Linked DNA regions of Mus musculus: regions 2 and 3 are each linked to region 1. A link is a loop called in an ENCODE intact Hi-C map of the cell type or tissue named here. Cell type or tissue: left cerebral cortex. All regions are shown on one strand. Links, peaks and the distances in the headings refer to the core of each region. The heading gives the core; the rest is flanking DNA. Region 1 overlaps Anxa4 (annexin A4). Region 2 overlaps Aak1 (AP2 associated kinase 1). Region 3 overlaps Aak1 (AP2 associated kinase 1).

The links. A loop is a pair of places that touch in the nucleus more often than their neighbours do. Peaks named below come from ENCODE experiments on the same cell type or tissue, not always from the same donor. Only the 100,000 strongest peaks of a DNase experiment are listed, where the experiment ranks them.
Region 2: a loop joins it to region 1, with 4 times the contacts of the local background. A loop is called at or near these places in 27 of 42 quality-filtered maps.
Region 3: it touches region 1 in a loop (5-fold over the local background); 4 of 42 quality-filtered maps call a loop at or near these places.

Annotation. Positions count from the first base shown.
Region 1 is chr6:86,743,433-86,753,539 of GRCm38, forward strand. Anxa4 (annexin A4) reads right to left here. Exons shown (of 13, transcript NM_013471.2): 7 at 8,721-8,800; 8 at 7,631-7,687; 9 at 5,455-5,548; 10 at 1,193-1,288. Among named protein-coding and RNA genes, the nearest start is that of Gmcl1, 15 kb to the left of the region's middle. In left cerebral cortex, for the core only: a CTCF peak has its summit at 3,962 (motif pointing right); a DNase peak (open chromatin) is centred at 3,968.
Region 2 is chr6:86,917,600-86,927,706 of GRCm38, forward strand. Aak1 (AP2 associated kinase 1) reads left to right here. Exons shown (of 16, transcript NM_001378654.1): 2 at 7,415-7,533. Among named protein-coding and RNA genes, the nearest start is that of Aak1, 73 kb to the left of the region's middle. In left cerebral cortex, for the core only: CTCF peaks have their summits at 4,489 (motif pointing left) and 4,688 (motif pointing right); DNase peaks (open chromatin) are centred at 3,149 and 4,469; H3K27ac peaks cover 691 bases.
Region 3 is chr6:86,997,655-87,007,761 of GRCm38, forward strand. Aak1 (AP2 associated kinase 1) reads left to right here. Exons shown (of 16, transcript NM_001378654.1): 16 at 1-5,573. Among named protein-coding and RNA genes, the nearest start is that of Nfu1, 7.1 kb to the right of the region's middle. In left cerebral cortex, for the core only: a CTCF peak has its summit at 5,301 (motif pointing left); DNase peaks (open chromatin) are centred at 5,029 and 5,286; H3K27ac peaks cover 485 bases.

The sequences.
Region 1 (10,107 bases), core at 668-8,667:
CCAGGCCCTCTCTCAAATGGACAGACTCCTCTTAGCATTCCCTACAGAAGTCATTAACGAAGGCCATCGAAGCAAGGGTGGCCTGTAGTTCCAGAGTGATGATTACGACTGTCGTATAAAACAGTTATTAGGGGGCTGGAGAGATGGCTATGCAGTTAAGAGTCCTTGTTCTTGCAGAGGACTGGGGGTGGGGGGTGGGGGTCAGTTCCCAGCATTCACACGACTGCTTACAACTGTCTGTGACTCTAGTTCCAAAGGATCTGATTCTCTCTTCTGACATCTTAGGGCACAAGGCATGCACGTGGTACACAGACATACATGCAGGCAAAACACCCATACACATAAAAACTTAAAATTTAAATGAAGTAATTTTTAAACCCACCATGCATTGGCTCGCCAGATACAGCTAGCATGGCATTATCTCTCTCTTACAATGGGATAGAGAAGTGCCAAAGACCAAAGACATGAGCCCCTGGCACAACAGCAGTCAGGCTCTCACACAGCCCAGGCTGGCCTTGAACTCTCTATGTAGCTGAGGATGATCTGAAACCATTAATCCTCAGGGCTGTCTCCACCTCCCAAGTGTTGGAATAATATATGTGCCATAGCCAGCTTTGCAAATATTTCTTGTTTAAAGTTGTACAACAGCCGTATGGGGTGGCTTGGATCTATGATCCTAGCATTCACAAAGCCAAGATAAGAGGATTGCCACAAGTTCAAGGCCAGCTAGTGAGACTATCTAGAAAAGGAAATTCTGGGGCCAGAGAGATGGCTCAGTGATTAAGTGCACTGGCTGGTCTTGCCAGGACAGGAGTTTGGTTCCCAGCACCCATGTGGCAGTGTACAACCATCTGTAACTCGTGTTTCAGGAGCTCTACCACGCTCTTCTGGCCTCAACAGGTATTGCAAGCATGTGGTGCACAGATGTACATGCAGGCAAAATATTCTGGAACACTGACTGGGTGTGGTGGCACATGGCTGTAGTTCAGGTACTTGGGGACTGTGGAGAGAAGATCACATTAACCCAGAAGTTGCAGACAAGCCTGCAAGCCTGACTTACCATTTTTTTAAAATTCTAGAATGTACCCTCAGTGATTGAAACAACTTTAATTTCAGGAAGACAGTTCTGTATCTCTGTGACAACATCTAGATATGACATCAATGGAATTAGCTCTGTTGCTCACCAGCTTACCTATAGCCAACAGGGCATCTTCAAAGCTTCCAGATGTCTCAGACTTAATGCTCTGTTCAATGTCCTTCTGTGAGATTCTTTTGTATTCATCAAACACTATGACCAATAACAAAATAGTGAGGTTTAGAGACCTGGGCTGGCACTGGCAGCTAAGCCTGATGACCTAAGTTGGTCCCTGGGACCCACATGGTGGGAGAGGAGACATGACTTGGGTAAGTCATCCTCTGCTCTCTGCATGTGATCAGTGGCATTTGCATGCTCATACACATGTACACATGTATGCACACACACACACACACACACACACACACACACACTTCTTTTCTTCTCTCTAAATAAATACATAAATAAATATAATAAAACAAAATAGAAAACTAAAATTTATGGAGAGAATGAATACAAGCTTCTTCTTCTTCTTCTCCTTCTCCTCCTCCTCCTCCCCTCCTCCTCCTCCTCCTCCTCCTCCTTCTCCTCCTCCTCCTCCTCCTCTTCCTCCTCCTCCTTCTCCTCCTCCTCCTCCTCCTCTTCCTCCTCCTCCTTCTCCTCCTCCTCCTCCTCCTCCTTCTCCATCTCCTCCTCCTCCTCCTTCTTCGTCTTCTTGTCATTTATTTATTTATTTATTTATTTACTTTGGTACATTTCAAGAGGAAATCAGTCCCGTGGGTGAGCACCCCAGCAGGATGCGGCCTGCTGGACTGGGCCCATCCAGGAGGAAGAGCGCTGAGAACATCAGGCACACTCTTCCCCTGGCTAGGACCTTGGTCCTCCATGTCACGTGGAAAAGTCTTTGGGGACCTTTGCTTTCTTCTTGTTTAAGCAGCCAAGGTCTGGTGGTTCACACCATAATCCCAGTTCATAGCGGTGGAGGCAGGATCAGCACTTCTTCAGTTACACACTAAGCCTGAGGTCAGCCTGGACGACACAAGGCCTCGGAAGTCACCCGTGTACTCCTCGTCCATTTGGCTCGTCAAGACGAATAATTCTGTCTCCTCAAAACTGAGGCAGATATGATAACAGCGCCTTTTAATAAATTCTTCACATCATTATTACTATTCTTGTTTAGTTTGCTTTTTGTCAAGGACTTTTGAATGTGGTGAATACATTTTCCTCTTCTTCCAGAGACCTCTCAGAACAGACATGTCTTGCTTGTCTTTTTAGGGACCCTTGTTGGCACACTGTCCTATCCCCATCTGCGTGGGTCTCACAGGTGGTCAGTCAAGGAACACTGATGTCCAGCAACTTACATCACAACCTCAGCTTGGTGGGGTCCTTAGAGCGGCTTGTCCACCAAGGAGATGGCTTTCTTGCTTTTTCTTTCTAATTTTGTGTGGTCAGGCATAGTGGTGCACACCTGTGATCCCACCACTCGGAAGGCAGAGGCCGAAGAATCCCTGTGAATTTGAGGCTAACCTGTACCACATAGGCAAGTTCCAGGCTAGCCAGGGCTACACCGTGAGACTAAAGTTCAAAACAGGTTGTGTGCGGTGTGATATATGTATGTACTAGTGTATGGGAATGTGTGTGCATGCATGCATGTGGGAGCCAGAAGCTGGTATCAGGTGTCTTATTTTTAACATATTTTAATTAACTAATTCATTTCAAATGTGCTTACAGGGCTTGTTATGCATGTACTCATGCACACACAGAGCACAGAAGGGCAATGGGTGTCTTCCTCTAGCCCCCATTGTCTTACTGCTTTGAGGCAGCGTCACTCACTGAATGGGAAGCTCACCATTTCAGCTTGGCTGGCTGACCGACAAACCCCTGGGCTCTACCAGTCTCTAGCTTCCAATGCTGGGCTTACGGGCACATGCAACAATACTTGACTTTTCTAATGTGAGAGCATGGGATTTGAACTCAGGCCCTCATGCTTGCCCAGCAAGCACTCTTCCCTGGTGAGCCATCTCCCAACTCTCCACATTATTATTATTAGTAGTAGTATTAGTATTATTAGTATTAGTATTATTACTGAAGACGGTCCTCGCTATAGCTAGAGTCACTTATTAGTCAGCCACAAGCCCCAGGGGCCATCCTATTCCCTCCTTTCCTGCCTAGATGCACCTTGGTTTCTGTCCTCATGAAAGGCTTCAAATCTCCCTCCAGTCTTGGGAGCCATCAGTATTTTCTCATTCCTTTTTGTCAGTTATATTTGCCCAGAGTCAAAGAAGCTAATTCAACCCCCACTGTACACATGAACAAAATGAGACAGAAAATTACCCACAAACCCTTAGTTTTGGACACTACTGTTGGCAACAAGATGCTTAGTTTCACTACCTAAATAATGCTTAAAACATTGTTTCCTGGGCTGGTGAGATGGCTCAGTGGGTAAGAGCACCCGACTGCTCTCTGAAGGTCCAGAGTTCAAATCCCAGCAACCACATGGTGGCTCACAACCATCCGTAACGAGATCTGACTCCCTCTTCTGGAGTGTATGAAGACAGCTACAATGTACTTACATATAATAAATAAATAAATCTTTAAAAAAAACAAAAAAAACATTGTCTCCTGCCAGGCAGTGGTGGCACACGCCTTTAATCCCAGCACTCTGGAGGCAGAGGCAGAAGGATTTCTGTGAGTTCAAGGCTAGCCTGTTCAACAGAGCAAGTTCCAGGAATGCCATGGATATACAGAGAAACCCTGTTTCAAAAAACAAAAAAAATGTATCTTGGTAATTTATTAACAGGTAATTTTTAACTTCCCAACTACAGACATGCTTGGAATGAAAAATTCTTAGTAAATTCTTCCTAGGACCTGCAGTTCTGAAGAACTGCCACAAGGGGGAGCTCACATTGTAGCCAGCAAGGGGAACCAATAAAATAAAGGAAAGCACAAAGCACCAAGTCTCATGGTTGCCTATGATTTATGAACAGAAATGATTGCTTATTATTATTTTCCTTTTGCCACTGAGGAATATCTAGAATAATTACAACTTGTAAATGTGTCAAACTTTGCAGTTACATTGTGTTTTCAATTTAGTAAACCCATTCTCCTTCAATTTCCCACAAGCTTTGTAACTCTGTCTATGACAGGGGTATGGTTTATAAAATGATGGTCCCCATGAAGGTCTAAAAAAAACCCATCTCCAAGACAAACTGCCCCACTGAATCCTTACTGCTGTTCATAAGAAGACTTAGCCTGACAACAATTATTCTATAATAGTTTAGTGTCCCCCCCCCCCCAGATGTTAAAAAGCACATTGCAAAGTTTAGAAATTACCAGAAGCAAATTAGGAAGATGACACAAAGGAAATAAAGAGTGAAATTACCCGCGACTCATCTTACTCAATGGAACCCCTGAGCAAGTCTATCAGTTGCGTGAAATAGGAATAACTACCAACCAACATTTGTTTAGCTGGTGCCTCAGGTAGTGAAGGTTAATTTCTTATGTAGGTAGTGGGGAAGGCTGTCTTGGGGCTATGCTAGAACAAGAACTGGCTATGAAGGTTGGTTTCCTAGAATAAGGAATGCTAAACTATTAGGAACACATTGCATACCTGTCAGTTACTCAAATTCATCTTTCAAAATTGGCCTTCATTCATATAATTACCTCCTACATTTGCAGGGTAATATCCAACAGTTCAAATTCTTTTCTCTATCGTGGGTGGGAGGGGAAAGGTCATCAATTGATACACATCAAGATACATTATACACATGTTTGGGATGATCAAACAATAAATAAAAGATATTCTTTTTGAAAAGGCTATCAGGGTTGGAGAGATGACTCAGTGGCTAAGAGCATTTGCTGCTCCTACAGATGACCCAAGTTTAGGTTCCTTCCCAGCACCCACTTGGTAGCTCATGATTGTCTGTAACTCCAGTTCCAGGGGATCTTGTATCCTCTTCTGATCTCCAAGGACACCAGATACACACTCGTGGTTCACAGCCATACATTCCATCGAAACATCCATACATGTAAAATAAATTAACCTTGAAAACATTCACGATTCTACGTTCTAGCGTACCTCCCACCATCCTAGCAGAGCAGAGCAAGGCGGTGAGGTGGCTACCCACCGTGGAGCAGAGCAAGGCGGTGAGGTGGCTACCCACCGTGGAGCAGAGCAAGGCGGTGAGGTGGCTACCCACCGTGGAGCAGAGCAAGGCGGTGAGGTGGCTACCCACCGTGGAGCAGAGCAAGGCGGTGAGGTGGCTACCCACCGTGGAGCAGAGCAAGGCGGTGAGGTGGCTACCCACCGTGGAGCAGAGCAAGGCGGTGAGGTGGCTACCCACCGTGGAGCAGAGCAAGGCGGTGAGGTGGCTACCCACCGTGGAGCAGATGGTTCCGGTTCCGGGAACAGAGAATGCTTAGGAATTTCACCTCGTCTGTCCCCCATCTCTTCTCTCCAGCCTCATACAGTTCCTGATGACAAACAAAACACACAAAAGGATGTGTGCCAGCACCTGGCAAAGAGTTCTAAAATGTCTAAGAGTCAAGCTTGCTTTGTTTTATTTTGTTACTTGGAAAGGCAAATACACACACACACACACACACACACACACACACACACAGAGAGAGAGAGAGAGAGAGAGAGAGAGAGAGAGAGACAGAGACAGAGACAGAGAGACTTCCATTTACTTTAACCCCACCATGGCATGAAAGCGACATAGTGAGCCATATTTCCAGGTAGCTACACAATCCCAAGGGCGGACAACCAACACATTACAGTGGACTTCAATGCTAAGCTTCCCACTGGTATGCGTTTTCAGCTTACACCAGGTTGAAATAACCCTATTCCAAGCCCTGTTTCTGTCTCCATCTCTCCGTTTCTCTCTGATGTATGTGTGTGCACATGTGTGTGTGTGTGTGTGTGTGTGTGTGCGCGCGTGCGCGCAAGTGTGTGTTAATTCTGTTTTGCAGAAGATCCTGATAAATACTCAGGTGTGTTAATAAAGGAAGGCAGACACGATGCTGATTTCTGGCACCCGAGCATAAGCAGTCACACAGCCCCAAAGACTCCATGAAGCCCAAGGCATTGCACACTCTACACACACTCCCTTCTTTCTAATGCAAGCAACAGGCTCTTTCCTGCATGCTCCGGTGTGGTTCATACCCTGCATGTGGAGTGGAGACACCCGTTGCTACAGCTGGGTGTTGGTTAACAATGGAGGAACTAAGCACAAATCCCAGTTCTCCCACGTCCTGGTTGGTCTTTGGTCAATGAGATGCAAGCTAGCCTCAGTTGATATAATGCTTCTCTTGGATTACCCATAGGTAAGTGTGTAAGGAATTTTCTTGATTCATGATTGACATGAGAAAGCCCCTCCCCCATTGTGGGCAGTGCCACCCCTGGCCTTCGATGGTCCTGGATGTTATAAGAAAGCAGGTTGAGAAAGCTATGGGAAGTAAGTCAGTAAGCAGCACCCCTCCATGGCCTCTTTATCAGCTCCTGCCTCCAGGTTCCTGCCCTGCTCGAGTTCCTGTCCTGACTTCGTTTGATAATAAACAGTGATATGAAAATGTAAGTTAAATAAACCTTTTGCTCCACAACTTGACTTTTGGTCATGGTGTTTTGTTGCAGCACTAGAAACCCAGAAACATAACTATGACACTCCATGATTTGGCCCGAACTCAGGCAAGGGGCATCTTCTGAGCCTCAGTTTCCTTACCTGTAAAATGGGGGTTAAAGTCCTAAGGTTGGTATCAGGATTCAATGGTGGCCTGGAGAGATGGCTCAGTGGTTAAGAGCACTGACTCTTCTTCCAGAGGTCCTGAGTTCAATTCCCAGAAACCACATGGTGGCTCACAACCATCTGTAATGGAATCTGATGCCCTTTTCTGGTGTGTCTGAAGACAGCTACAGTGTACTCAGATACACAAAATAAGTAAATCTTAAAAAAAAAAAAGGATTCAATGATTCAATGGTATGCCTAAGAAAGACTAGGTGGGCATGCTGGGCTTTACAAAAGGCCCAGGGTTTGTATGCTACTTGGCCACAGGGACAAATGTCAGGACAGCCGTCAGTGTGCTGAGTGCCAGGGCAGCAGCTCTCTTTTGAAAGTCACATGGTGTTCACAGGTCCCACCTCATGTTCTCTTTAGGGAAGTATGAAGAGCAGAGGCAGCTCCTTCCCTCTGTGACATTCAGCGCTGAGCACTTGCATAGCGTGGGGCACGTCCTGGGTTCCGTTCCTTGGCCACACACACACACACACACACACACACACAGAGAGAGAGAGAGAGAGAGAGAGAGAGAGAGAGAGAGAGAGAGGAGGGGGAGGCTTGGTGCTTCCCTAGGATCCTTGTTGTGTCCTCAGTGTGAGGAAGAGATCTGGAATCCAGGAGTGTTGAAAGACCTGTTAATCATAAAGACTGTCTATGAGAGTCTTTCTCATAACACACCTCAGTTGGACTAACACACCCTGAAGTAGAAGCGGTTGTCCACCAACCAAGTGAGGCCTGTCTTAGAGAAGAAACTGCAAGAAGGAAGTTGCGGTCCACAAACCTGGGCGTCCTGCTTCATAAGAGCATCATCAAGGTAATTTCCTTCATCCCTGCCAGCCTGTGGGAAGATGGAAGAGAGGTACACAAGTAACCATGGCAGCAAGTACCCATGGAGACGGTAGGGACTCTTAAGACAGAAGACCTGGAAACCCAAGGCACTAAGACAAGAAGGCAGTAAAAGCTGGGTCTTCAGGTTAAGGAGTTAGGACTGTTGTCTTCTGTCACAGGGCTTGGATCTATGCTCTGGAGTTGGTCCCAGCAGAGTGTGGGCCCCACTGTGACTCCTGATGTTGCAAAGGTGTCTTCCTAGTAGAAGGGCAATACATCTTTCTATCCCACCCCTACCCCGTGCTCCCACCATTGCACTAACTCAGCTGACTCAGCCTTCTTGACTGACCAGTCTTCATGGTCGAGAGAACGCTAGACCTGAGGTGGAACTTGGAAAGCTGATGCAATGCCAACCCCAAATACATCAGTTCCAGCATGGAAGGCCATGGGAACCCCTGGAGGAGCCCCTGGAGGAACACTAAGGAGTGAAAGATAGGTACTGCCCTCCAGATTGGTAGGCTGTTTTTTTAAAAAAGGATGAAAAAAAGTGTGTGTGTGTGTGTGCGTGTGTGCGCGCGTGTGTGCGCGTGCACCATGTGAGCAAAGGTGCCTCCAGAGGTTAGAAAAGAGTATCATATCTCCAGGACCTGGAGTGAGAGGTGGTTGTGAGCCATCCACTTGGGATGCTCAGAGTTAACTCAGATCCTCTGCAAGAGCAAGAGGCAATCTTAACCTCTCCAACCCTGCCCAGCAGAAACATCTAAAACACAGGAAGTCTCTCAATATCCTTATAATCCAATAGCTGACATGAACTTGGGCCGTGTGGACAGTGAATTAAAGTAGAAGAAATGGTTGTGCATGCATGGCTAGCCAGGGTCTCTGGAGGAGAGATAATGATGTAGGGACAGAGAGTTCGTTCTGCCCACGAACGATGCCCCGGGCAGATCCATGTTTAGGAGACTGAACGGATGAAGGGCAGAGAGTGAGTGTTTCAATCAACCCAGCATCCCCTGTCAGAAGGCAGGACTGAGGAAGCCACGCACCGCCGACAGGGACACCAGTACTCGCTGGAACATGAAGGATGTGTCAGAGCAGATGTCCTCTTCAAGGCTCCTTCCATATTCTACCAAAAAATTGGAAATGGGTACATCAGAACAGAGACCTGCCCAATGCTGCCACCCTCCGGCCTGCTATGTGTCCCATCCCACCTGCACAGCCAGCAGCACAAACCAAGGTGGTACCAAGTGAGGCTTTCAAAATCTCAACTCTGCCAGGCCCCAGGTTGGAGTTAAGTGGTATAACCATTGATGGGTAAAGTACCCATGTTCCTGTAGGCAATCTTTCGCCTATGCTCCTATCAGCAATTCTAACAAAGCCCATTAGCACAGAACAACAACAGAACAAACAACAAAACAACTTTGGTTTAAAAAAAAAATGACCCAGGTGCTAATTTGTCACAGTGGGAAGGATCGACAGCTGTCTCTTACGATGAAGGTGGGCTGGAGTCCTCCTTGGTCTCCTTCTGTCTGTGACTTTGCTATGCAAATGCTATGTGTCTGAATGGAAGCTGGCAAGGTGACCAGTGTCACTGGACACAAGTCCCCAGAAAAGTTCTAACAGAGCTCCCTAAGAGTCACACTCTCTACAGCCCCAGAAGCTACCATGGAACAGGTGTCAGGGTTAGGGGGTCAACTCCAAATCCTGGGGCTGAGGTCAGGGTTGGGGGCTAACTCCATATCCTGGGTGGGCCTGTGAGGGAGACATGGAGGGTTCTTGTGCTCACATAAGCACAAGGAGATCCAGGAGTGTTAAACACACACACACACACACACACACACACACACACACACACACGCTCCTTCAAAGGAAGGGATATATAACCTGTTATCTTCCCAGAAGGCTGGGAGCAGATCTGGATAATATCCTGGTGACCTTTGTGCTCTCTGTGTGGCTGAGACCACAGGGATCCTCCCCAGACCCTTATCATGAACTTGTCAATCTATAGGATTTATCTTTATGGGTGGTATCACATGTCATCAATCTATAGAATATATCTTTATGGAAGATGTCACAATCACTTTACAGAGTTTCGAAGTAGTCATCTTAAGTTTTATTGTACACACAGGATTGAGTAATTATCACCAGGAAAATTTTCACCAAATTGCGGTGTGTTTAAATATGCCAAAAATAAACTATTCAGGGTCAGAGTTAATCAGACTGCCTTCTTGCTTCCCTTGGATTGTTATTCAGCTAGCAGTGGAGGTCGAGAGGCCTTCATGGGGCTAAGGTCAGGGTTGGAAGCTAAATCCAAAACCTTCCAGGTTAGAGGACTAACTCCAAATCTAGGGTCAGAGCTCTAACTCCAGACCCTCGAGGTGTAGGCTCAGGCTCTGAACACTGAGCAAGAGGCCCTACTGTGTGACAGTCTTT
Region 2 (10,107 bases), core at 1,400-9,399, 170 kb after region 1:
TGTCTTCAGTGTGAGTCAAGTGTGGATGGTGTTTGTTAGCTTCTTGGTCATCCCTGTGTGGGCTCAGAAACCCTGTGGACAGAACATGAAGTATGCTTGCCTAGAGGACTCTGCCACGATGGGTAACGGTTAGGTGGGGTTTTTAATACAGGGCTTCCTACCTCTCACACTCTTAGGAAGACAGAAGCATGACAGGGTATGTAGCTCAGTCTTAATCTGGAGCCCAACTTGATTAGGATTTAGGAGACTTTCCCCTCCTTTTAGCCTATTTGTCCTCCCAACCAATATTTTATCTATCTATCTATCTATCTATCTATCTATCTATCTATCTATCTATCTATCTATCTATCTATCTATCTATCTTTGCCTAGCATCTTTTGTAGAACTCTTACATAGGGAAAGGTTGAGCTGCTTTGCTTGACGCTAGGAAGGATGCTGTGTGCATCCAGTCAGATTTCCCTTCCCATGTCCACTGTAGAACCTCAGCATAAAACATTGACCTTGATCTCCATGTCTGCAGTTAAGGGAATGGAGGCCAGAGAAACAGTGGTGGGCCAGGCCACCCTTTCATAAGCCCTCAGCTGATGCACTTCCACCTCGGCTAGGTCTCCCCTCCTGACTCTTTCAAAGACTCCTATTTCCTGATTCTCTCTTGGGTAATTCAAAGAGGAGCTGCACCCACCAAGCACACTCACGATGTTTGCTGCTATTTAAAGGGAGGCATGCTTGCATTGAGAGCCAAGAGTACCGAATGGGCCTGCAGGACCCATTCCTCCTTTTGGAATCCCTGTTCCTTTGACCTTTGTCTTGTTGATCTTAAGCAGGTAAATGCCATTCTCAAAGGTGTAGATAGGATCTGGGTTAGAAAGGTAGGTTTCTTTTTATGTGCAAAAAATAAGCTGGTGCCATATGTCAGATTTTTATTGCCTAGAATTTTGGCCCTGCTTAAAAATAACAGCAAAACCTCTTTGGCAGCCACTCAAAAAACCCTGTCTGAAAGTCAGGATGGGCGTCTGTCCAGCTTCTCAGTTCACACTTCTCATGCCTGCCCGGTTGCACCCAGCATTGCTCAGATAACCTCAGGGCTCTCTGTCTGTTACCTTTCCTCCCTGAGTGCAGGTCACTGCAGTAGGATATCCTAGGCTGCTGCCACCTTCCATGATTCCGTGTCTGATGAAGTGGCAGTAGAGGTCCTGCCTCCACTGCAGTACTGTTTATGGGTGTCGACTGTCAGGATGAAGTCCCAGGAAGATTTTCTTTGTTGTCTTTGAAAAGTTTCTCTTTGACATTGTGATCTTTTGTTGGTATGAGCACTGAGAGATTTTGCTCCAAGATTATATAATTTTCCCAGCCACGTGGAGAGACTGTAATCCATGCCCTGTGTACTTCACTGGCCTTACAAACACAGAAGCAGGGCCATCAGTTCTGTCCTAGCTTGTATCAGACGGATGCCTGTATTACAAATTCTCATTACCAGCAGAGAGCTAGACACTTTTGGTGTCTTTATGTATTTGAGAAGTAGAGGACCTCGTTGTGTCATTAATTTCTTTAGCACCTCCTTGAATCTGTGCTGATTGAAGCCTTTCTCAGGAAAGTATTAGGAAAGCAACTCATGTTAGGGCTTTCAGTGATATAGGATATGTTAGAAAATGCAAATGAAAATCACAGTCAGATGAGGACACATGAAAATGAATAGCTACAATGAAAAGATCTGTAACCATGGGCTGAGGAGGACATGGAATTAAAACTTCCATATGGCTGATAATCACTGTGAGGGACCATTAGGGTGGTTAAACTTGTCATGTGGCTGAGGAATGACTACGTATATGAAAAAGGCCTTCCTTCTGTACAGATGTTTAATTTATAATAGCACAAAGCTAGAGACATTTGCATGTCCTTCCATAGTGGATGGGTAAACTATGGGCGTCTGTACAATGAAACAGTTGAAAAAAAAAAAAGCCCAAAATTGCTGATACCTGTAACAATGAGACTGAATCTAGAAATATGCAGTAGGAAAGAAGCCAGGCATGAGAGTCTAAGCTGTGTGATTCTATTTAGGCCAAGCAAAGCTCAGGTACAGAGAAACTAGAGCTCACATTGCAGGGTTTGAGGAAGAAGAGGAAAGAACGATCTGCAGAAGCCGCTCCCTGTTGTGATGGTTGTGGGAGTGCATGATGCTGTAAGGCCATTGTGATGTGTGTACAGTTGGTTTACAAAGAAAACCACAAATAGATGAGGGGTCTTGTGGAATTTCTTGCTAATTACCTCTGTGTTCTTGAATGGAGAACTTAATCCTTCTTTGTCTATTTTATGTAGGGGGAAATAGCCACATGGAAATTCTGGGTCTTTTCTGGCAAGAACTTGCTAACCAATATATACTCATGTATTGGAGTTTGCTTACAAGTATTCTTTTAAGGTTTGGAACATTTACTATGTTGTTTCCTGTCTCTGCATATCAGTAAGATGAAGGGTTTAGATTAGATCAGAGGCAGAATACTGGAAGCTCAGAGTCTGTAAAGTGTTTAGCTTCTGTAGTGATGTTATTTACCGTTAATATAAAATGTGACTTATTGCTTATGTTTAAATCTAGAGTTTTCAAATAAAATTTGGGTTTCCATTTTAGGTTTTTTAAATTTTTCTTTTCTCATTCATTCATTCATTCATTCATTCATTGACTCATTCATTTTGGGGAGGGACATGTGGAAGTCAGAGGACAACTGTAGGAATCAGCTCTTTCCTTCCTTTTTGTAGGTGACAGCGATTGTACTCATTTGGTCAGGCTTAGTTTTGGATACCTTTACCAGCTGAGCCATCTCTGGCCCTGTATCTCCTCACCTTTAGAAATTAACATTGCTGATTGGAGTGGTGGTAGTGGTGGTGGGGATGGGAGTAGCTCACTTGGTACAGTGCTTCCTGTGTAAACATGAAGATCAGAGTTAAATCCCCAGCTCCCATATAAAAATCCAGGCATGGTGGGGCATGCTTGTAATCCCAGCATTAGGGAAGGAAAGATGGTAGGGTTCTGGGGGCCCCGTGGGCCAGATTTAGCCTAGTTGGCAAACTCCACCCAGTGAGAGACCCTGTGTTACAAAGCAAGGCAAGCAGCTCCTGCAGAACCACATCTAAGATTGCCTCTGGTTCCCACATGCACATGCGTGGACATTATCCATGTGCCTGCATGCGATGGCAGCCCTCACAGCCATTTGTACTTCGTTTTCCATGATCTCTGCCACACTTTTCTACTCTCTATGGTAAAAATTAAGAGGGAAATGAATTCAGTATTGAATTTTCACTATGTGGTAAGCATTGTTTTAAGGTGAGATGATCTGGTGGGTGGAGGAACCGACCACATAGACACAGTACTAAACTCACAATGAGTTACAAATAGTAACTTCTGTTCTGGTCAAAAATTAAAAACGAAAGTGGCTGCCAGGCAGTGGTGGTACAAGCCTTTAATCCCAGTACTGGGGAAACAGAGGCACATGGGTCTCTGTGAGTTTAAGGCCAGCATGGTCTAAAGAGCAAGTTCCAAGAAAGCCAGGGCTACACAGAGAAACCCTGTCTCAAAAACAAACAAACCAATAACAAACAAACAAACAAAAAACCAAAACTGGGTGTTATATTTCACACATATAAACCCCAGAACTCAGAAGGCTGAGGCAGGAGGATTACTATGAGTTTGAAGCCTGCCTGGGCTACAAGAGGAATTTTGGGTCAGACTAGACTAGAGTGAGTAGCCTGCTTCAACAAATAACTAGAAATTGAGGACAAGAAAGGTACAATGTTGGGAGATATGAAAGAAGTATATTATATGATGTGTGGTTGTGCCATAGTGAAACTCACTCTTCTGTAAGTTAATATAGATTGATATAAAAAATAGACCAGAGTGCTGTATATTTGAGGGAAAATAGAAGACTATATGATTCTTTTTGTAAATTACATCAATGCCCACATTCTTAAGAGTTTGTCAAGTGTGACAGTATGAAAGTTACCCTCCTGCCTCTTCTGCTTTACTTCACAGATGGAGCCCCTTTCCCTTGGGAAGTAAGAGCAGCACAGGCCACATGCGTTCTTACTCTGTCTGAAGCATCCTCAGTTGGCTTTGGAGACTGAGAGTTGTTCCCCTGATCCATTGGGGAGGGGGGAGGGGGCCGTGCTGGGGAAGTGCTGCCTGCTACCTTTCCTTCTCGCCTAGTAGTTCACTCCATTTGTTCCACAGTGCACTGTGAGTGGCTGTCACTGTTAGAATGACAAATCTTACTAGGTTTTGATTTTGATCTTATAGTTGATTCTTTTCCATTTACACATGGACCCTTTTATAGGCATAGGTGCTTAATAGTATGGCTCTGACTCTGTTGGGTATAGTGATCCTTTGCTTTGCTCTAAGAGTTATCATGATTGTAGGTATTGCAGATCTGGTCTGGCCTGCTGAGTTTTCAGCCCTAGCTGGAGAGGTCATGTTTCTGCAGCACTGCTCCCATCTGGTGGCCGTTATCTCTCATTGCAACTGCATGGCCTGCTTCAGAACGGAGTGGCTTGTCCTCCGGGATGTTAGGCACCACACCTTAAAATGCCTTTAAAATACAAATTCTTGCGAGTGGGAACATTCATCAACTCTTTTTTTTTTTTTTTTAAAGATTTATTTATTTATTATATGTAAGTACACTGTAGCTGTCTTCAGACACACCAGAAGAGGGCATCAGATCTCATTACGGGTGGTTGTGAGCCACCATGTGGTTGCTGGGATTTGAACTTCGGACCTTCGGAAGAGCAGTCGGGTGCTCTTACCCACTGAGCCATCTCACCAGCCCCCCATTCATCAACTCTTTAGGCAAGAAAGGCAAAAACTGTGATGAACAAACTATGAACTAATGTGTATATTTGTAAGTCATTTTTTAAAACCTTGCAGAGCCCGAGCTGTCAATGAAATGAAGGGTTACTTATTTCCAGTGAAGGAAATACTCATTTGCCCACTTAATTCAGCTTTGCCTTGTTATATGAAGAGATATTTTGTGGTTTGGTTTGGTTTTGTTTTGTTTGTCATGATAGATGAAGTAGAGGGAACCAGTTTGGGGGCAGTCAGGATAATGATACCTCTTTCAGGTTCTGCCCACAACTAGCTGTGAAACTCCTAAAGCCTCTCTTCACTTCTTTACCCACAAAACGGATTTGTTTGTGGGGGAGGGGCTTTATGGTGCTGCTCTTCCAATCTGTAGCTGAATGAAACCATAAAGTATTCAAAATATCTGACAAAATATCTTCTTGGGCTGTATATAAAACAATTATGAATGTAAATGGAGGGTTTTATATTTTTGCAACTACTTTCTCCAATTCTAATACATTGTAAGCTATCCCATGGTTCCAGCAGGTTTTTTTGATGGGGGAAGAAAAGACTAATGGTGCTACAGTATGTATATGTGCTACTAGACAAGACTAATATATAGTTCTTGCATTTAATTTTTGTTGCATCTCTTAAATATTGTATATTCTAAAGATATGCATCTTGGAATTTAGGAAATGTGGACCAGGTATGGTGGTACACATTTGATAACCTTGGGATTTACCAGGGCAGAGGCAGGACAATCAGCTCAAGGTCAGCAAAGGCCACATGAGACTGAGCCTCAAAAAAGAAAAACCAAAAGAAATAGGGATGGAGAAGAAGTGAGAGTAGGCTTAATTTTTGATGCTGAGTGTTCTTTTTTAAAAAGCAAGTACTCAGCTGGGTGTGGTGGCGCACGCCTTTAATCCCAGCACTCAGGAGGCAGACGCAGGCAGATCTCTGAGTTCAGGCATGGCCAAGGCTACTCAGAGAAACCCTGTCTGGAAAACCAAAAATAAAAAGTAAATACTCGCCGGGCAGTGATGGTGCATGCCTTTAATCCCAGCACTTGGGAGGCAGAGGCAGGCAGATTTCTGAGTTTGAGGCCAGCCTGGTCTACAAAGTGAGTTCCAGGACAGCCAGGGCTATACAGAGAAACCCTGTCTCGAAAAAAACAAAACAAAACAAAACAAAAAAGTAAATACTCAAAAATGCTATACATAAAATTGATAATGGGGCAGTTTAATCTATTGCAAGAAAGTAAAAGCTGTGGGTTGGGTTTTTTCTTGTTGTTGTTGGTTGAAAATATTAGAGAGACATAGTGGTTGCTGTTATAGATTCCATAGGAAGTTTCAGTGTTTACTTGAAATACTAAAGAATGTAGTTGTAGTGACAGGCAATAGAGAGACATGCAGTCTTGGTCACAATGTGGATTTGGATTCATTTGAGTACATTTACATATTTTTACAGATTAATGTATGTTTTGATTAAAGTAAGGAACAATACTTTGAGTAAGGTTCTACTGGCTGCATGGAATAGATTCCTATCCAGGATATCTTCAACAGTTCCTATAAGGTCAGTAAGTGCTGGGGACAGGAACTGAAGTGTCTGTCACTAGGCTGCAGTCAAAATGGCTCCAGTGAACCTCCCCGGGCCTAATATCTCAGTGTTCACTGCTTATCTGTCAACTTTGCAAATGGCTGCTAGCTCAATACAACCTCAAAACGCTATCACAACCTCCACTCAAATTCTCACACCCATGACTTCCCAGTGTGTGCGCTTCTGTCCAGCTTGTACCTACTTGTGTAAAGAATCAGTTAGTGATGCGTTTGCTCCTCGGGATTGAGGAACACGACATTTGAGTTAAGTGATGGAGGTGCAAGGCAGACAGCTGGGCTGTGTGCTCCTTGGAAGAACTGCTGCTTCTTCTAAGACTTTGACCTGTGATTGTTTGCCACCCTTGTCTATCTGACCCTCATAGCAAAGCATTGCACACTTCAGACAGTACTTGGAGGTGAGGTAGAAGTTAGGAGCTCTGAGATTGTGTGGAACTCCAAGACTGAACTAATTTAGCGCATTTGAGCATTCCAGTTACAGTTATATCAGTGTCTGCCAGTGAATTGTGAACTGTCTTTGGGTAAAGGAAAGACGGGTGTTGGTCAGTGAGTCCTGCTGTAGAGCAGCCCCCTTGTACTGGGTCTTCTTTCTCAGTGACACAGGTAATGAAGGTGCAGGAGTCTCCTGTTACACTTGAATGGGAGGTGCAGCAAGGAGGGGAAGAAGAAAGGAAAAGGAGAGTCCTGAAGTAAACTGACAACTGTTGATGTTAGCAAGCACTGAGAGAATTTTCTAGCTTCTCTGATAAGAAAGGAAGTACTGGGCTTAATAAGAAGACTCTTGTAGTTTCTTTGGAAGGTTCTTGATTCAGTAGAGATTCAGGGTGTCTCTGACTCTGGCTGTAAGTTCCAAGAGTGGCAGAATGCCGTCTAGGCCAGGATGGTTTGGAGCCTGGCTGGTGGCAGTGTCAGTGCCATGAGGGGTGCCAACAGTAGCCAGAGTTCCTGACTGACTCATCTTCGTGTGCTCTTCTCACAGGTGGATTCGCTCTTGTCTTTCTGGTGAGAACAAGCAATGGGGTGAAATGTGCCTTGAAACGTATGTTTGTCAACAATGAACATGACCTCCAGGTGTGCAAGAGGGAGATCCAGATCATGGTAAGCACTGCACATTGTGACTGTGGCTTCTTCTTTTTAAACGTGTATGTATGTATATATATATATATATATATATACACACACACACACACACACATACATACATCATACATACATATATTAATCACATTTTATTAATTAAAAAAATATGTTTTGATCATATTCTCCTTACTCCAGCTCTTCTTGGGTCCTCCCTCACCTCTCTACCCATCCAGCTTTTGAGTTTTCCCTCTTAAAACCTGTTAAGTCCAGTTCTGTGTTGGCTGACTACACTTAGGTGTGGAGCCTGTCCAGAAGGATGGTAGATATACTCACCATTGAAGAGAACTGACCCCCCCCCTCATAGTAATCAAATACCAATAGTTCCTCAGCTAGGGGTAGGTTTCACGGCTACCTCCCCTCCTTCATGCTGGAATTTTGTCTTGTTTGAGCTTTCGCGGGCCTTGTGCACTATTTTATAGCTGATAGGAGTTCGTGTATGCATTTGCCCTGTTGGGAAAAACACTGTGTCCTTGATGTCTGGCTCTTAAAATCTTTCTGCCCATCTCCCACATAGATCCCTGAACTTCAAGGGGAGAGGTGTGATACAGGCATCCTTGTTAGGGTCAGCACTCCAGAGTCTCTTATTCTCTGCACATTGACCAGTTGTGGGTTTCTGTGCTAATTACCATCTACCTCAAGAGACTCTGATGAGTGAGGGGCAGTGCACTGATAAGTGAGTATAGTAATAAGTCACTAGAGTCAGTTATTTGTTGCTGTGTCAACTTAACACAATAATAGTCGTAGGTTTGACCCTCCAGCCCATGACTTACCCCATGTGGCTGCTTAACACAGGTATACTGTGCAGCCTAGGAAAGTCACTGGCTGACACCTTCCTTAAGTTGACAGCAAGATCTTACACAAAGTAGGACCAACAACCAGGGTATCCAGGGCTCTGTCCCTGCCTTGATTACCCTCAATTGGAGACTGAAGGGGAAAAGGAACTTATTGGGGGAACTGAGCAGTTTAGCTCAGAAAAATAGTTTGGGACCTTGGACAAGCATTTAATATGGAAAGCTCAATTCTCTGGGAACTGTTCTCTCTTTCCTGCCTTCTATCAGTTGCCAGCCCTTTGCTGTGGTCTATCAGTTGCCAGCCCTTTGCTGTGCTCTGGTCTCCAACCCCCTGAGTCCTTCTGTATCCTGTGAACATGTCCTGACACAACTTTATGCTTTTTATAGTTTATAGTATTACTTCATAATACTCTGTGATTCCATGTATAAAAGTTCATGACTAGGTATAATTCTTTGTGACATTAGAGTTATACCTTAATTTAAAAAAAAAAAAAAACTTACTAGGAGAGATGGCTCAGCTCTTAAGAGCTTGTACTGTTCTTCTAGAGGATCAGAGTTCGATTCTGTCTTAGTCAGGGTTTCTTTTCCTGCACAAGACATCATGACCAAGAAGCAAGTTGGGGAGGAAAGGATTTATACAGCTTACACTTCCACATTGCTGTTCATTGACAAAAGAAGTCAGGATTGACACTCAAGTAGGTCAGGAAGCAGGAGCTGATGCAGAGGCCATGGAAGGATGTTACTTACCGGTTTGCTTGCCCTGGTGTGCTTAGCTTGCTTTCTTATAGAACCCAGGACCACCAGCCCAGGGATGGCACCACCCACAATGGGCTAGGACCTCCCCCTTTGATAACTAATTGAGAAAAATGCCTTACAGCTGGATCTCATGGAGGTATTTCCTCAAGGGAGGCTCCGTTTTCTGTGGTAGCTCCAGCTTGTGTTAAGTTGACACACAAAGTCAGCTAGTACAGATTCCTAGCACCCATATCAGAACTACCATTATAACACTAGCCTTAGAGAACCCAATGCCTCTGGCCTCTCAGAGCACCTGCACGAGCAAGCTCAGAGCTACACAGACACATAATTTAAAATAAAACAAACCCTTGGAAACTTACTAATTTATGCAGACTTAAATTTCTACCATTATTAAAGAGTCTGTTTCAGAAGTACATGCTGGTGTGTTTATGATGAAATTGTATGTTACTGAGAAAACAGTAACTGAGTTTAAAAGAAAGATTGTGGGCTGGAGAGATGGCTCAGTGGTTAAGAGCACTGCCTGCTCTTCCGGAGATCCTGAGTTCAATTTCCAGCAACCACATGGTGGCTCACAACCATCTGTAATGAGATCTGATGCCCTCTTCTGGTGTGTCTAACGATAGCTACAGTGTACTCACATATATAAAATAAGTAAAATGAGAAAGAAAGAAAGAAAGAGAGAGAAAGAAAGGAAGATTGATCGGCCATGGTGTGATAAACAGAGCAAAGTGAGACTTCTGGAGAGCTTCTTAGTTGTTATTTGTTGTTTTTGCTTCTGCTTGACAGAATGCACAATAGAAATGTTTAAATATATACATGGTTATTTTTGGTATTTCCACAGCTTTTGTTTATACAAATATATTGCTTCACCTGGTAATTTTAAGCAGTTCTGCCATCACAGTGTGAGTTATTTAAAACAAGAAACACAATAGTTTGACACACTGCTTAACACGTAGAAAGTAGTTCACTAAGTGGATGAAATGGA
Region 3 (10,107 bases), core at 1,144-9,143, 250 kb after region 1:
GACTAGTGTGGACGCTTGTATGCTCATGCATATGAGAAACTCTTGTCCTTTGAGTGAAACCACCATGCCTACCTCCATTAGCGAATCACTCGTTTTTCTTGCATTTGCCTGTTGACCTGACTTGAACCTTGGCTTTATTAGATTTTTTTTTTTTCTTCTCATGGTAGAATTGAAGTTGTTGGACAATTTGGGGCAATCCTGCTGGAACTGACTGAGGTGTCAGAGTGAATTTTTTAAATTCCATTTACCTGGTTTTGAAAAAATCAATTTCCTAAAACTGGACATGGTAGATACCTAATGAATGTAATCCTAGCACTTGGGAAGCTGAGGCAGGAGGATTGCCACAAGTTAAGAGATTAGTCTGGGCTTAATACTGAATTCCAGGTCTCTATATCTCAACACCTTCTCCTTCCAGCCAAAAAAGTCATCAGTCTTTGTGTTTCCCTGGCAACAGGGGAAGAGAATCTTCAGAGGTCCAGCCACGGGGACTCCTGCCTGGGTACCATTGTTGTGAAATTCATTAATCAGGAGCCCAAGCCACAAGCTAAGTTTGCCTGTTATTTCTCCCAAACCCTTCCCATACACCTCTACTGCCTCTTAAGTGGGTACAGACCTGAGACCCGGAAGTAAACTGAGAATGGAAAAGAGTTGGTCAGTTGTCCTTGCAAATCTTTAAATGATCTGTGCCTTTCAGATGTTCCAGTAGAGCAGACAGGTGACTGGCTGCGTGTTCAGGAGTGTGTTTTTATATCTGGACGGCTCTGACCATTCCTAGTGGTTTTCATGTCCTTTATTTTTACTGCCTTAGAATAAACCCTGACTCCATGAGGCATCCACTGAGGAAAGAGTTGCAGCAAACCCAGGTGTGCACTCATGGCTTCTCACAGACACTGCTTCCACTTGCCTGCGGAAGTGTGGAGAGCTGTGTGTTGCGCTGGATTAGTGATGGAAGAAAGGCTAGAAGCTAGGCACAGTAGCGTACCGCTGCAAACAGGGCACTCGGGTGGTACAGAAAGAAGGAATTCCAGGGCAGCCTAGACTGCACGACACACTGTCCCAAAAGAGAAAATCCATCCAGGGCTAAAGCCTGAATGCCAGGCTGCACTTGCAATCACTTAGTTGTGATAGCCTTAAAATTTGAAAGTCAGGGTTTGGGTGCACAAGGCAGCAGCAGAAGATATGCTTAGCTTGCACAATGCCCTGGGGTCTGTCGTCAGTACACAAAAACAATACAGTTAAATCTAGAAGTCTTGACGGTAATATAAGAATGACTATTTTTTTATGATATCAGGTACTTTTAACCCCAGAACTTGCGAGGCAAGGACAGGTGGATCTCTGTGAGTTTGAAGCCAGCCTGTCTACATAACAAGTTCCAGTCCAGCCAGTGAGTGAAACCCTGTCTTTAGAGGGGGGTAGGGGGCTATTTTTCCCTCTTTTCTTCATAGCATTCTCCACCTGTTTCAATAACAGGCACTGCGTCGGGGCCCATAGCAGCGCCATTTGAGGACTCCACCCCACCAGAAACCTGCCTTTCACTTCAGTAAAGGTTAAACATTTTCTTTAGGAATTTTCTTTCTCACAATTATTATTTTTTAATTTCCTGTATAATAGTGGATACAAAATTGTCTTTCTATTAAATAAGTAGTTTGACTAACGCACATGGAACTTTGCAACCAAACTTCCCAAGCTTGCCGTCAGATGAAGGCCTCCAAGGCACTTGCAGAAAGGATGGTGATGTTCAGGGAGCCCTTGCTTAATGTCATAGCTCCTCCCAGGTTGCAGCACATACCTGTAGTCCCAGCTGCTTAGGAGGCTGGGGCAGAAAGACTGCTTGAGCCTGGGATCTCATGGCCAGCCTTGGCAACACAGAAGGACCCATCTCTTGATGAGAAACTTCAAAATGCAAGGTCAACACCACCTCGGTAATAGCTCTGCAAACTATTCTTCCTTTGATTACTGGATTGCTCCATCTAATCAGTCATTTTTTTCTCACAAGGTCCAAATTAGAATAAAATGGATTCTTTATCTTATATAGTTTAATCATTTGTGAAGTGTGGGCTTAGGGCCTCTTTTTGTACTGAGTGGAAAGTCTATCTACCATCTTAGAATAGACAGTGAAAATGACCACATGCAGACTGTTTTTCTTACATAGTGATTCGTGAAGGAAAGCTGACACATGATAACCCGTGATGAGTTCTGAAGGAGGCGCTGGGATGATCCTGGATTACAGGATCAGTGTGTAATGTAAAGATTAGGTATCTTTGTGGGATGCCATCCTGAATGGAAATCCAGAGATGTTTGTCTTACAGGGAATTATGAGTGCTTAACGTCTGTGGATCAGGAGCAGGTTCCCTGGGACCATACTGTCACAACTTAATAATAAGGAAGAGGAGAACATTGTCAACAATGTACTGCACTCTCTTTGTTTTAGTGTCTGCTGTGTGTTTGTCACTTTGTATATTTCATAGGAAACACCAGAGATTCTGGACTTTTGACTCAGTAGACAGAAATGAGCCAGAGTTTCCTTAGGCAACGCCTTATGCTGTATCATATACTAATGAACTCCTAAATGATGTGCTAGGCTGGGAGCATGGCTCAGAGATGGAGCCGGTGGTGCACAAGAGAGGCCCTAGGTTCAGCCCTATTAACTGACTAATGAGCACTGTTTACAGAGTTAACTTAAGTGTGACCAATTTCTTAGGCTTACAGTACAGTTCTTTAGCACCAAAACCTTGGTTGGAGTCAAAACAAATGAAATGAAATAATGAAGTGAGCCTCTGTGGCATGCCAAGGCAAACGGATTGCGAATTCAAATTTATTCTAGCACAGGCAGCTTAGCAAGCTCTTACTATCGAACTTTAAAGCAGCTTGGTTTATAGTCAGGTGGGAGAGCACTTAGTTAGCACGTGTGACCACTGGGTTTTATAAAACTGAAGTCCCGGGAAACAGTGCAAGATGCTTCCATCATGTGATGGTGATCAGTCTCACCAGAGAAAGTGAGCAGAAGTTGGTGCTCAAAAGGAAATTTCAGTTAATACAGCCTGTTTTGTCCTGGCTTATTTGTGGAGTTGAAGACCTATGTACTGGCACATGCCCTAGTGTGTGTGCATATGTGTGCGTGTGTGTGCGTGTGCGTGTGTGTGTGTGTGTGTGTGTGTGTGTAACAGTCTTCTACTCACTAACCCATGGTATGTCTCAGTTTCATCTGGCAACTGAGTTCTTCTAAATGGTTAAGAAAATGCTGCCTTAGAGCCTGTTGTATATTTATGTGTTGGAGTCTGTGCTTATCAGTATTTTCAGCTAGTCTTCATTGTGCGTGAAATATTAGAGTGGTCTGATGATAAGAAATTCTGTATTTTTATTCTGTAAATTAGAATAATCAAAAAATGTATCAAATTGTATGATATATGCATTACTTCAAATAGGAAATGTAAAGTGGAAAACCAGGGACCAGGAGCTGCAGTGCCCTCCCCAGCAGTGAGTGGACAACTTCCAGTGGAGTCCATTTGGGTCCCTCAGATGTAGAGATGGTGCCCTCTGTGGTGTCTTTGGCATTCAAACTTTAGAACACATCCCAGTCAACTCCAAAATGGCTGCTAGTCACAGCATTTCTCTCAGCATCGAAGTCGTTATGGTGAAAGGTAGTCTGCAGGAGTGCAGTGGTAGAGGCAGGAGCACCTGGCACTTCTCATGGCTGCCATTTCCCAGGCCTCCAGGAAACACTAGGGTTATAAGTAGAATCATGTCATTTTGAGTTTTTAGTTTTTGAACCATAGCCTTTGTCAATATTTGTTTTGTTTTAACCACCAGAACACTTGAAAACTCAGTAAAAATTTCATTAAAGAAAAGCTTTCAAAATGTTTAAGAATAAAAAGTAGTGTCCAGTTATAGATGGTTCTGCCCTGTACCTGAGAGATCTCCGTGCTCCCTAGCCCTGTTTCTGCTCTCCCTTAATTATTCCCCCAGCATTCCCCTGACCATTCTGACCAGACCAATCAGTGGGTGCTCAACAGTCATACTAACTCATGGCTGTTTCCCTTGCTACTGCTGTAAAATGTCTGTTTAGGACTCAGGCCAACCTTGACAATCTAACAGTGAAATGGAATAGAGGACAGGGGAGGGTTGGTGGAACCCAGCCGTCCTCTGGAGATGGGGGGCAGCTCTTTCCCTGATCCTATGTGGCTCTAAAACGAGCACATATGTGAAAGGGCCTTAGAATAGCAAAAATAGCCAAGTTTTGGCCATGGGGACACACATGCCTGTATGGGGCGAGAGGTTCACTCTCAATTCAATGACTGTTGCCGGGCGGTGGTGTCTTACACCTTTAATCCCAGCACTTGGGATGCAGAGGCAGGCGGATTTCTGAGTTTGAGGCCAGCTTGGTCTACAGAGTGAGTTCCAGAAACCCTGTCTCGAAAAAACGAAAAAAAAAGAAATTCAAGGACTGTGTCTGGGCTGCATAACAAGACCTTGTCTCAACACACACACACACATACACACACACAGGCTAAATATTAACTACATGTGACGTAGGCCAAAGTCTCTGTAAGTTGTAATTTCATAGGTCTTGTCAGGTGTATTTCAGCAGTCTCTGGCTTCAGCAAGTGCGCCATTAATTCTGACTTGATAGTGCCCAGTGAGCATGGCCTGTGCTGCCTTGTGGTAGAACCATGCGTATATACATCAAAGGGATCAGATTCCTTTTGTCAATTTTGGCATTTCAGAATGGATTTTTAAACACCAGTCAAGGATAGGTCAGTGTTGGCTGATACCACATGCTTAGACTGTGTGAGAACCCTTGTCCAGTCTCCAGCACCTTCACTTTGAGAGACAGTAAAATCCTTTCCTTCAGAAGTGGTGATCCTGCTGTGTTCTGCAAGTCTACCAAAGATTCTTGTGAGGAGTTTCTCAGCGCCTGTGTGTGCAGACATGTACCCTCCTGCTTCCTTCACGGTGTTAGCTCCAGCCCCTCCGCTTAGTCATCTGCAGAGGGCTAAGACAGGACCGCAGGCAGCTGGCACAAGCAACTCTGTTCCCTTTGCCAAAACCTCCAAAGTTAGAAATGAAGTTGTTTGCGTCTGTGGTGAGGGAATTGACCAGCCATTGCTTCAGCCTCCTTCCCGAGTAAGCACCTTCTTGGTGCCTGGGTAGCCCTGGGAGGACAGTGGTGACCTGCACCACAAAACCTGCAAGACATTATTTTGAATGGAACATTTGATGTCATTTTTAGGGAACAGAAACCAAATAACAGAGGCCAAGGACCATGCGTATTTCAAGGAGGGAAGATGAGCGCCCTCTGCTGGCAGTATTTGTAGTTGATTGAGTGAGGAGCTCTAAGCAGCCTGGAAGGAGTGCTGAGGTCAGCAGGCCTCAGGAATCCTTAACATGCAAACAATCTTGAGGGGAAACCAGAAGGTCATTCCTAGCAGTTACTGTAATACCTCTCATTGCAGGCTGTTGGGTTTCTGTCGTTCACTCGGTGTGATTTATCTTATGTATCTGATAGTTTTTATGGATAATTGTTTGGGTTGTAAACTCCTATACTCTTTATTAAAATGAACCTAATTAAGAGACTTAGTTGTGTGTTTTTTCTTAAGTGGGATCTTCTGGGGATGAAAGGGTCCCTAGGTACCTGTCCCCAGCACAGATCCTGTGATGGATTCCGATCCTCCTGAACAGAAGCCAGTGTCAACACGGAGAGGCCCACAAGAACCCAGGACATTTCAAACCCCCTGCCATTTGGGAAAACCTACCTACCTAGTTTCAAATTTGAAGCAGACAGTCAGGGTGGTATTTAAACTTTCTTGAGCTTGACTTAGCAGGACTCCAGGAGACCTGGCAATGTACTGTGTTCATAGAGATGGTGTTGGCAGACCGGGAAGCCCTGCAGAGTTCTGGTGTAATGCATATGAGTGAGACCAAAGTGGCCTGAGTCCTCCGAGTTTACTTTACCATCTAAATATAAACCTCCACCTGGTTCCATGGTTTTGTTTTTAATTTTGCATTTTTTGGAGACAGGGTCTCACTATGTAAATGAGGCTGGCCCCAAATGACAGAAATCTGTCTACTTCTGCCTGAGATTAAAGCCATGTGCCACCCACCACAGCTGGCTACTTGTATGATTTAAATGTTCTTAAGTGTTAACTGGAGATGGGGATGTACACCTTTGGTCTTCAGCCCTTGGGAAGGCAGAGACAGATCTCTGTGTTCCAGGACAGCCAGGGCTATACATGGAGAAATCTTGTTTGGAAAACAAACAAACACCAACAACAAAGTTCTTAAGTGTTTCAAGGTTGCGGCCCCGGACAAAACTGCTTTCTTTTTTACCTGAGACTCTGCAGGTTCTCTGGGAGAAAGAGTCCCCCTGAGCTTTCTACGAAGAACAGGACTCCCAATGGAAAAAGCCAGGTAAAACCATACCAGATGGCTGAGGCTTGTCTGTCTAGATTCTTGTCTTCCCTTGTGTTTTTCCTTGAGTTCACCTTAGATTCAAGTTGTAGAATCTGGGCTTCAGTTTGTGTGGGCATAAATATTATGCACTGAGTAAAGATTATCCTATTATTATTCAAATGCTGATTTCTGTGCCCCCTTATCTGGTTGCAAAACATTGCTCCCCAATTATTCCCTGATTAGTCAGTAAAGAAGCTGATTGCCCAGTGACTGATTAGGCGAAGAAAGAGCTGGACTTCCTCCAAACCAGGGGAGGAGGGAAGAGGAGATAGGAAGGGGTAGGATTTGCCCTGGCAAGGGAGTCCTGGAGACACCATGAGAAACCACCTAGAGCCCAGAGAGCCAGATCAGTATTGAAACGCAACTATCACTGGTATTTTGACTGGGAGGTAGTCAGATTACTGTAGAGGATTAAATAGAGTAACACTGCTCAGTTGTTATGCCCTTGAAGCTTGTTAAGTAAACGTAATAACCCAGCCTTAATTATTTGGGAGCTAGCTGGGTTAAGAGGAAAACTGCAACAAATACTTATTAAAAATCCCCACTGACAAGTGTGCAGGCAGCATGAAGAAGGAGAGAACACTGCTCCCTGAGGTACTTTAATTAAGCCTAGCCCAGAGGCAGTCCACAGTCTCTTCAGCACACAGCACATGCTGTGTGACCTAATCCCTAGATCCTGGTAGGTACAGTGGGGGCTAGAGAGATGGCTCCACAGTTCAGCACTAACTGTTCTTGCAGAGGGCCTGAGTTCAGTGTACAGTGCCAACATGGTGGCTCAAAAACATCTATAACTCTACTATCGTAGGAGATTGTACTGGCTGGTTTTATGTCAACTTGACACAAGCTGGAGTTATCACAGAGAAAGGAGCCTCTCTTGAGGAAATGCCTCCATGAGATCCAGCTATAAGGCATTTTCTCAATTAGTGACCAAGGGGGGAGGGCCCAGCCCATTGTGGGTGGTGCCATCCCTGGGCTGGTAGTCCTGGGTTCAATAAGAAAGCAAGCTGAGCAAGCCAGGGCAAGCAAGCCAGGGCAAGCAAGCCAGTGAGTAACATCCCTCCATGGCCTCTACATCAGCTTCTGCTTGAGTTCTGGTCTTGACTTCCTTTGGTGATGAACAGCAATGTGGAAGTGTAAGCTGAATAAACCCTTTCCTCTCCAACTTGTTTCTTGGTCATGATGTTTGTGTAAGAATAGAAACCCTGAGTAAGAAGAGACAATGTCTCCTGCCAGCCTCCTTGGTCACCGCGTGCACTGGCACTCTGGCACTCACGAGGAGATAACACCTATCCACATTATACAAAATAAAAAACCCTGGAGATGTTATCATATGTGCTAAAGCATTTATCAGATAAGATGAGGATGTTACTCCTCCCCTACCCCTCCACTGTGTGTGTGTGTGTGTGTGTGTGTGTGTGTGTGTGTGTGTGTGTATCTAACTCAGCACACTTGTGTGTGGAGACCTGGCTGCTCTTCTACTGGAAGAAGGAACCAAATTGAAGCCATTTTGAACAAAACCTCCATTTTGAATAGGGGTCAAATAAAATTGAAGTTCTCCAGACCTCCTTGGGTTACTGACATCCTGCTTGGTCAGTTATGCTAGGCAAGTCACCCTGCTACAGTTGACTAACCCAACCAATGGAAACAGGATAATGACAAAGGCATGTTCCTAAGGAAGTCCCCCATCCCTGATTCCTGACTGGTGAGATCACTTGGCACAGATGTTTGTAGGTTTGAGGCTTTAAAACTCTATATTCTGGCTCAGGGTGGCAATCCAGCTCCTGAGTTCTGTGGCCCTGATTGGTCATCTGTTTAAATACTTCCTAAGATGAACATTCAAAGACTCAGTCAGCCACCCAAGTCTGTGACATTGTACCTGATTGGTCAGTTTTTGCTGCCTAATTCAAATAAAAATCTTGCTTTGCTGGACTCTTGTGCCTGCTTGGATTTTTTTTTTTTCCGATTTCTGGATCTTAACATCACTTCATTCATTGTGGCAAGGTCTGTCAATTAAACCCAGAGTCAGCTGATACGGCTAGCCAGCTTGCTTGGTGGATTCTCTGTCTCTGCAGACTGCTGGCTGCATCACCCAATAGCATTCACATGGCCTTTGGGGATCCGAACTCCCTTTTTCACATTTGCAGGGAGAGCATAGGATGGAATGGAGGGACTGGACAAGGAGCACACAGACATGCAGCTCTTGGTTTGTTGGTTACTTACGAATTCTTGTGTGTCATGTGCACAGATGTGCTTGCGTTTGGAGGACAGAGGTCAGTGTAAGGTGTTGTCTTAGTCAGGGTTCTCTAGAGTCACTGAACTTATGGACTGTCTCTATATATTAAAGGAAATTATTGGAATGACTTTCACTCTGCAGTCCAGCTAACCCAACAATGGGCAGCTGTGAATGGGAAGTCCAAGACCCTAGTAGCTGCTTAGTCCTATGAGGCTAGGTATTTTGGCTGGTCTTTGTGTAAACTGGGATCCTGAAGAAGTAAGTTCCAACAGATGTGCCGGAAGTAAGAGCAAGGAGCCCTTCCTTTTCCCATTGTCCTTATGTAGGCTTCCAGAAGAAGGTGTGGACAGGATTAAAGGTGTATACCGCCATGCCTGGAACTAACCTGTTCTTCACTTGGAACTTGTTCTGTCCTAGGCTGGCCTTGAACTCAGAGATCTGCTTGTCTCTGTCTCCTGGGATTAAAAGTATGTACCACCTTGCCTGGGCCTAAACTGTTCATGGCCGCTGTGCCTCAAGATCTGGATCAAAAGTGTGTGTCTTCCAGCCTCAAGGTCTGGATCACAGGTGTGCCCTCCATTTCTGGATTATAGTTCATTCCAGATATAGTCAAGTTGACAGACACTAACCAAATCTCTCCCTGAACCTGAAAGTCGAGAATTCATCAAGCTCCTCTCATCTCTACCTCCTTCAGCACCGGGCTTACAGGTGAGCTTATTTTTGACAAGGTTGCTGAGGATCCAAACTCTGGTCCTACCTGTGGCAGGCATTGTTCTCTCTAACTCCCTGATTTCTAGACACTGTTCTCAAGGGAGTCAGGTCTCTCAGGAGAAGCATGGATTCTAGGGTCTGAAGTAGACACAAGATGGCAGGAGAAGCATCTTCCACTAGTGCCAGACAGTAACAAAGAGGGACCCAAAATCTATCCTGGAAGAACTTCCGAGCTTAAAGCCAGAATAATTTGAGTTGTAAAATACATAGGACATATTGTAAATATCAGTGCTCTTATAGGGCATGGTGACACACTCCATTAGTCCCAGCACTGGGGAGGCAAAGGCAGGTGGATCTCTGGAACAGGAGAATCAGGTTGAGAGGGGAAGATGAGAGGGAAACAAGGGAGGGGATACAGGAGGGGGAGCTAAAAATCAAGAGCCATTTGAGCTTGTATGGAAACCTAATAGAGTAGAAGCTTCCTAAAATATATACACAGATGAAGGCGATCGAAATGAAATCTCCAAATAATAGGAGAGTCCCAGCTGGATATCTCTTGTCACCAAATGAAGTTTCCAGTACCCCAAATGGGCTACATCTAGTTGAGTTTTTGGCCAAAGGGGCCCCACAGGAACCCACAAACAACCCAGGTGGTTGCCAAGACTATAGGATAGAATGCTTTCCACAAACTTGGAAGGCCCTATTGCTGAAGA